Regions from separate parts of the Homo sapiens genome. Here region 1 is linked to region 2. A link is a contact called in ENCODE Hi-C or POLR2A ChIA-PET data. All regions are on one chromosome and are shown on one strand. The core of a region is the stretch at or near the end of the contact, and the rest is flanking DNA. Distances in the headings are between cores, read along the strand shown. Region 1 holds the start of SLC35E2B (solute carrier family 35 member E2B). Region 2 holds the start of PUSL1 (pseudouridine synthase like 1).

Evidence for each region. Hi-C counts contacts between places; a loop is a spot of excess contacts on that map. ChIA-PET counts read pairs that join two places held with the same protein, here RNA polymerase II (POLR2A). Pooled maps may share reads with other maps.
Region 1: a pooled map shows a loop between it and region 2 (12-fold over the local background). The contact joins the promoter of SLC35E2B here to the promoter of PUSL1 in region 2. A Hi-C loop is called at or near these places in 3 of 50 pooled maps. POLR2A ChIA-PET finds 5 or more read pairs at or near these places in 2 of 52 experiments (PC-9 and activated CD4-positive, alpha-beta T cell).

The regions. Positions count from the first base shown.
Region 1 is chr1:1,691,254-1,694,791 of GRCh38, forward strand. It overlaps SLC35E2B (solute carrier family 35 member E2B), which reads right to left and starts at 1,542. Exons shown (of 10, transcript NM_001290264.2): 1 at 1,196-1,542; 2 at 1-140. RefSeq lists an enhancer at 1,077-1,371 and silencers at 1,206-1,365, 1,936-2,015.
Region 2 is chr1:1,306,240-1,309,846 of GRCh38, forward strand. PUSL1 (pseudouridine synthase like 1) reads left to right here and starts at 2,358. Exons shown (of 8, transcript NM_153339.3): 1 at 2,358-2,481; 2 at 2,676-2,733; 3 at 2,847-3,034; 4 at 3,215-3,364; 5 at 3,442-3,607. The coding sequence starts at 2,405. It overlaps ACAP3 (ArfGAP with coiled-coil, ankyrin repeat and PH domains 3), which reads right to left and starts at 1,691. Exons shown (of 24, transcript NM_030649.3): 1 at 1,530-1,691. The coding sequence starts at 1,576. RefSeq lists silencers at 1,240-1,459, 1,510-1,679, 1,720-2,399, 2,620-2,689, 2,720-2,859 and 1 more.

The DNA.
Region 1 (3,538 bases), core at 292-2,791, 380 kb after region 2:
GGAGCTTTCATCCAGCAAGCTCATCAGGGAGTGGGAGAGAGCAGCCAGGACAGGAGCCCAGACCTTTCTGAACCTCATCTCAGAAGTGACATCCTTCCCTTCTGCTGTCTGGGCACAGCTCCCCGGGTGGAGCCCGAGGACTAGAAGGAAAAGAAAACTTGGATTTAAAATGGGATAAAGCCATAGGAGCTGCTCGTCCCACCACAGGAATCTCAACGCCGGGTTACTGACAAAGCGTCACTTTGCACCTCGTCCAACTGTGCAGACCTCTCCTAGCCAGGCCCCTGCACCAGAGGTTAAGAATCCGTGCCCCTGGTCAGGAAGTCCAGGTGGGTTCAAACGGCCAGCAGGGAATTTCAGGCAAAATGTGTCCCAAATCTTCAAACCATGCCCCAGAACTCAGACCTCCCCCTGGGAGTTCGTCCCAAGGAAACCACCTGCAAGAGGCTCAGGCTGCAGGGGACACTCCGCTTCCAAAACCCGGAAGCTGGAGACCACACAAGTGCCCAACGCCAAAGGCACCCCGTGGAGGGACGCCCTGTGCCCTCCCCCGACCAGGTGACCCGCTGCGCCCTACACATCTTCACCAGGAAACATCTGTTATCGATGTGGACGAAGCGCAGCCTGCACTCCCAGATCCGCTCATTTTCGTTCTGCCCTCCGTTTTACGATTCGCCTACACTGAAAATGCGTGAGTGGAGTGGAAAGCCTTCCTACTCCTGCCTCAGCGACCCCTTCTAAAATACTGCCTCGTTTGGCCTGAAAATGTGATTTGCAGGCTTCCTGAGCAAAGTAGATTTCACTCCATTAAAGAAAAAAAAAAAGAAAAGGCACCGAACGGGGCTCGGCTGTCGGGAGTTTTGCTTTAGTTTTTTGCGTGTTTTGTTTTGTGTTTTTTTGTTGTTGTTGTTCTTTTTGCGGCCACGCACACCGCGTTCCCAGGCTTCAGGGCGTGGGGGTCGCCGTGGACTCCCGGACGTGAAAACGCTTAAAGCCAGCTGGGAAAACCCCACCAGCGTTTTCCGCGCACAGCGCCAGCCATAGGAAAGGACCCCCAGGAGCGAATCCGGGCAGGGAAACCCCGGACGCCCGCACACTCAGCATCAGTACCGGCACCCAGCACCCAGCACCGAGCACCGAGCACGCAGCACCCAGCACCGATCACCGAGCAGAGCACCCCGCACGCAGAACCCACCGAGAGCCTGATGCAGTCTCCGCCGCAGGCATAGCGCTAGGCCCCGGCGCCTTCACAACAAAGGGACGCTGGCGGGCGGGGCCTGAGAGGCGCGCGGTGGAGGGGCCGGGCGCGAGGCCGCGGAGACAGCTCGGAGCTCGGCACTGGGGAGTGGCACAGCGCTGGCGGATCCAGGTGGGCTTCACGGGGCGCCCGCGGGACCGGAAATGACGCGCAGAACCCTGCATCGGGCTCCTCGCTGCCCCGCGGGCGCCGCTCCTCAGTGCCCCAGAGCCACGGAGCCGGGGAAACGCGCCGCGGCCCACAACGCCCCCGCGGCTGCCCGTTGGTTCCGCCCGGGCCGTTCTACTCCAGGCAGACGGGAGGAGAAACACGGCGCGCTCAGCGTCCCCTCCCCCGTTGGTTCTGCTCGGGCCCTTCCACTGCAGGCCGACGGGGGTGGAAACACGCAGTTTTTTTTTTTTTTTTAAGGTCTAGGGTAACACGGGGCTTTTAAGTGCCTCTCCGCTGCCGCCTGGTGGTCCAGCCCGGGCCGTTGCAGTGCAGCCACACGGGGAGGGACACGGCGCGCCGAGTGCTCCGGGCGGCCGCACGTTGGTTCCGCCCGGGCCGTTCCACTGCAGGCAGAGGGAGAGGACGACGGTGCGCGTAGTGCATCCCCGTGGCCCGTTGGTTCCGCCGGGGCCGTTCCACTGAAGGCAGAAGGGGGGGGACCGTGGCCCCACCCCCCGCGGCAGCCCGTTGGTTCCGCCCGGGCGGTTCCGCCCGGGCTGTTCCACCAGCGGCACTTCAGGGCGGGATCGGCCAGTCTGTGGAGGCAGCGGCCTCTAAGCCCCGGAGGGTTTACTGCCCAGGTTTGGGTTCCAGGAATAAGAAATCCACTGAATAGGCTTAACTTAGAAGACACAAAGGCGCCTCCTGGCGGAAGTGGCCACGCTCCGCCCAGCCTGAGGGAAAGCTGCTCTGACAGCTGGGCCCGGAGCTGCGGGGGGCGGGGCCGCCGCGCGGGGTGAGGACTCGCCTCAGGGCGCTGATTGGCTGGTGGCGCGCTCCGGGGCGGGGCCTTCGTATCCAGGCTGGCGTCGGGGCTGCCGCGGGACATCCGGAGCAGACACCCGCGGGCGCGCCTGCGGCCCCGAGGACCCCCGGCTCCGGAGCTTCGTCGAGCGTTTTCCTAGCGTTACTTTCCCAAATAATTTTCAGGAATGAAGTTACGGCTAAAGGGCTCTTTAGAGATTACTTTTGGGCCGGGCCCGGTGGCTCACGCCTGTAATCTCAACACTTTGGGAGGCCGAGGCCGGCGCATCACGAGGTCAGGAGCTTGAGACCAGCCTGGTATGGCCAACGTGGTAAAACGTCGTCTCTACTAAAAATACAAAAATTGGCCGGGCGTGGTGGCGGGCGCCTGTAATCCCAGCTACTCCGGAGGCTGAGGAAGGAGGATCACCTGAACCCGGGAGGCGGAGGTTGCAGTGAGCCGAGATGGCGCCACTGCACTCCAGCCTGGCGACAGAGCGAGACTCCCTGTCAAAAGAAAAAAGAAAAGATTACTTTTGGCCGGGCGAGGTGGCTCACGTCTGTAATCCCAGCATTTTGAGAGGCTGAGGCGGGCGGATCGCCTGAGGTCAGGAGTTCGAGACCAGCCTGGCCAACATAGTGAACCCCCCCCCATCTCTACTAAAAATACAAAAAAAAATTACCCGGGTCTCGTGGCGCGTGCCTGTGGTCCCCGCTACTCGGGAGGTTGAGGCAGGAGAATCGCTTGAACCTTGGAGTTGAAGGTTGCAGTGAGGCGAGATAGCGCCGCTGCTCTCCGACCTGGGCGACAGTGGGAGACTTCATCTCATAAATAAATAAATAAATAAATATTACTTTTACGTTTTGTTAAACTTCCACTTGTTTTTGTTTCCGTTGCATGAACCTTCGTAAAGCTTCAGGAGGCTGATGGCAGCCTCCTTCCCCAGGCTTCCCCGTGGCGCCCGCAGCCGGGTTGGGCCAGAGGCTGGGACTGTTTCCTCCCGTGGGGTCTTTGGTGGGGATGTCCCCAGAGGAGTGGGGCAGGAGGAGGGGCACGGAGCGCCCCCGGGAGCCGGTCAGAGCGCAGCGATGGTGTCTGTGGTTCCAACCACTCGGGAGGCTGAGGTGGGAGGATGGCTTGAGCCTGGGAGCTTGAGGCTGCAGTGAGCTAGAATCACAGCACCACACTCCAGCCTGGGCGACAGAGTGAGACCCTTGTCTCACAAAAAAAAAAAAAAAAAAAAAAAAAAAAAAAAAAAGGCTGGGTGCGTTGGCTCGCGCCTGTAATCCCAGCACTTTGGGTGGCCGAGGCGGGCGGATCACGAG
Region 2 (3,607 bases), core at 1,108-3,607:
AGGTGAGTGGGTTCCAGCACCCCCACACGACTGGAAGAGGGCAGTACAGGGCCGTCTGCGTGGAGGAGGAGGTCCATTAGGCTTCTGACGGAGGGGCCAGGGAGAAGGTGGGTGCTTCAGCCAGGGTCCAGCCCCCAGCAGGGAGGCCATGCCCACACCTCCCCACAGCCCGGGTCCTCAATGCAGGATCCTAGGGTGCTCAAGTTATTCAACCCCTTTTCCCAGGTCAGCAACAGAAGATGGGAGAGCAGAGGATGGCCCCAGTTCCTCTGCCCAGGGCTGGCGGCCACTCTCCTGGCTGGCCCTGAGCCTCCCACTCCAAGGCTCCTGAGCCTCCTGGTGAGGGCTCCAGGGATACAGAGGCTCCCCGTGCCTCCACACACATGCTGACTTGCCAGCAGATCCCAAGAGACCCAGCGCGCGCGTGCACACCCACACATACACAATCAAGCACACATGTGCAAACATGTTCATGCACAAACATGCCTGCACACACTGGTACCACACATACATGTGTGTTCAAGGAGACACTGCACAGACACGCATCAACATGTGTACCTAGTGATGGAACACGCGTGTACAAGGTGATGTGTCTATTGCTGACATGGCTAACACAGTACGTGAACCCACACAGACAGGTGGTGTGTGCACACGCTTGCGTGCACTCATCGGCAGGCTACATGCAGAAGCAAGCACAGCCCCGTGGCACAGCTCATCCACACGTCCTGTGCAAGGCCTGGTGTCCGGAGGGAGGCACGCAGAGGGGCAAAGTTCACAAGAGCGCACCCCGCACGAGCTCGTGCAGAGGAGGGGGCCTCACGCAGGTGCGCACTTGGGGATGCAGAGAGGTTTCTTTGCCTCCATTGTCGTTTGCCAAATGTCCACCAAGCAAAGCCGATGCACACTTGTGCACACGTCTGTGAACATGTAGTTCACGCAGGTGTACACGCCTGCACGCCACGAATGATGGAAAACATGCAGACTCGGTGTGCACACAACCCCTACCCCCTACCTGACCTTCCCCGCCGCTCTTCTCGGCCGCCACCCCTCCAAGCCCCTGGGTCATTCAAACCACTTCACGTTTCCAAGCACCCTACCCCAGGCCTTAAACGCGGCTCCAGCTGCCTGTTCCCCACGCGCTGCTCTGGACACAGGATCAAGTCAGAGACCAGGGGCCGACGCCCCCACGGACCCAGACGACCCTGGCCAGAGCTGGACTGCAGGGCCCGGGAGGGGCTCAGCCCAGTGGAGGTGCAGACACAGAGCGGGGGCGGACGGTCCCGAGGTGCCCACGGCTGCCCACGCGCACGCCCTCCACCCGGGGCGGCCGCACAGGGCAGGAGCGTCTTTTGTTCCAACCCCCGGGGCATGGCGGGGCGGGGCCGCCGCTTTGTCCGAGGCCGGTCCTCCAGCCCCTCCCCGGCGGCCGCGGCCCGGCCCGGCGCTGACCTCCCCACCCCGCCGCCGGGCACAAAGGCGACAGCGACGCCCCCGGCCTGCGCCCACCCCGGCGGCCCCGGGCGGCGCACCTGAAGCGCGGGGAGTCCTTGACGCACTCCTCGAACTCCACGGTCATGGCTGCGGCGGCCGCGGCGCTCACTGGCACGAGGACCGCGGCGCCGAGCGGCAGCCGCGCCGGCCCGGACCGCTCGTCCCGCCCGCGCCGCCTCGGCGCCCGCCCGCCCCGGAATGAGGCCGCCGCGCCGCGCCCCGCCCCGCCTGTCACCGCCGGGGAGCGTCGCCAAAGTCAGCCGCCCGCGCGCACCGCCCGCTGTCACTGCCGGGGAGCGTCGCCAAGGTCCGCCGCCCGCGCGCGCCGCCCGCTGTCACCGCCGGGGAGCGTCGCCAAACGCCTCTCGCAGCGTCCAGGGACCACCCCGGTCCGGAAGTGAGGCGGGGCCTGCCACGGCCGTCTCCGGGGACAGTCGGTGGAAATGTGGGGCGCGGGGAGGGCGCGGGGAGGGCGCGGGCCCGCCCGCTCCAACCATCCCGGCCGTTGCGCAACTCAGGGCGTTTGCAAAAACCACGTCTGGGAGGACTTGGCCGCAACGCGGCGAACGGGCGCGCTCGGGGAGTGTGGGCGGCGGCGAATGAATGAGCGAGTGAACGAATGCACGCCCGCGAGAGCGCGGGGTGACCGCGTGGTTGGTGCGCGCCTCCCGGGGCGCCGCGATAGAGGTAGAGCGCCTGCGCTCGGCGGCGGGCCGGCACTTTGCAGCCGCTCCCTAAGCCCGGCCCCGCCTCCGCTCCCCGACTCTGGCCGCCGTGGCGCGGTGCCACCGCGCAGGCGCAAGAGCGGCCGGGGCCGGGGGGGAGGGGGGGGGGGCGTGACCAGGCCGCGTCCGCGCGCGCGCAGGATTCCTGCGCTGGAGGCCGCCTCTGACGCCACCGGCTGGGCTCCGCCATGAGTTCGGCGCCGGCCTCAGGCTCCGTGCGCGCGCGCTATCTTGTGTACTTCCAGTACGTGGGCACCGACTTTAAGTAGGTTTCCCAGGCGCAGCGGCGGGCGCCACGTGGGCCCGGGCGGAGGCGGGAAGGAGGGCGCGGGCGGGCAGGCGGATGTCTCTGGACGCGGGTTCCAAACGTTCGGGGAAGGAAGCGGCCCTGGCCTCAGACGGCGGCGGAGACCCCAGGGCAGGGCGCCCCCGGTAACCTCCGCCCGCTTCTGCCCGCAGCGGGGTCGCGGCCGTCAGGGGCACTCAGCGCGCCGTCGGGGTCCAGAACTACCTGGAGGTGCGCTCAGCCGGTCACGGGACGCCCGGTGAGGGGTAAGGGGGAGGCTCCCGCCCGCGCGTCCCCGGGGTCCGGCCTCGCTCACCCGCCCGCCCCGCGGCTCGGTCCTGCAGGAGGCCGCCGAGCGGCTGAATTCCGTGGAGCCGGTCAGGTTCACCATCTCCAGCCGCACGGACGCCGGGGTCCACGCCCTGAGCAACGCGGCGCACCTGGACGTCCAGCGCCGCTCAGGCCGGCCGCCCTTCCCGCCCGAGGTCCTGGCCGAGGCCCTCAACACACACCTGCGGCACCCGGCCATCAGGTGAGCCCGCGACCTAAGCAGCCCTGGGGCTGTGCCTTCCCGACTCCATCTGTCGCGGGCGGAGGCTGGAGATCTGGACAGACTTCCTTGTCTGGTCGGAGCTCGAGGGGGAAGGAGAGCCAATGTGACACCGCGGGCGGGCGGGGTCGTTCCTCCGGTGAGCTTTACCTGCCGCCATAGGGTCCTGCGGGCCTTCCGAGTGCCCAGCGACTTCCACGCTCGTCACGCAGCCACGTCCCGGACCTACCTGTACCGCCTGGCCACTGGCTGTCACCGGCGTGATGAGCTGCCGGTGTTTGAACGCAACCTATGCTGGACTCTCCCGGCAGAGTGAGTGTGGCCCTGACAGCGGGGAGGGGGCGGGCAGGCCGGCCCCACCCTCCTGACGGTCACCCTGGTCCCTGAAGCTGCCTGGATATGGTCGCCATGCAGGAAGCCGCCCAGCACCTCCTCGGCACACACGACTTCAGCGCCTTCCAGTCCGCTGGCAGCCCGGTGCCGAGCCCCGTGCGAACGCTGCGCCGGGTCTCCGTTTCCCCAGGCCAAGCCAGCCCCTTGGTCACCCCCGAGGAG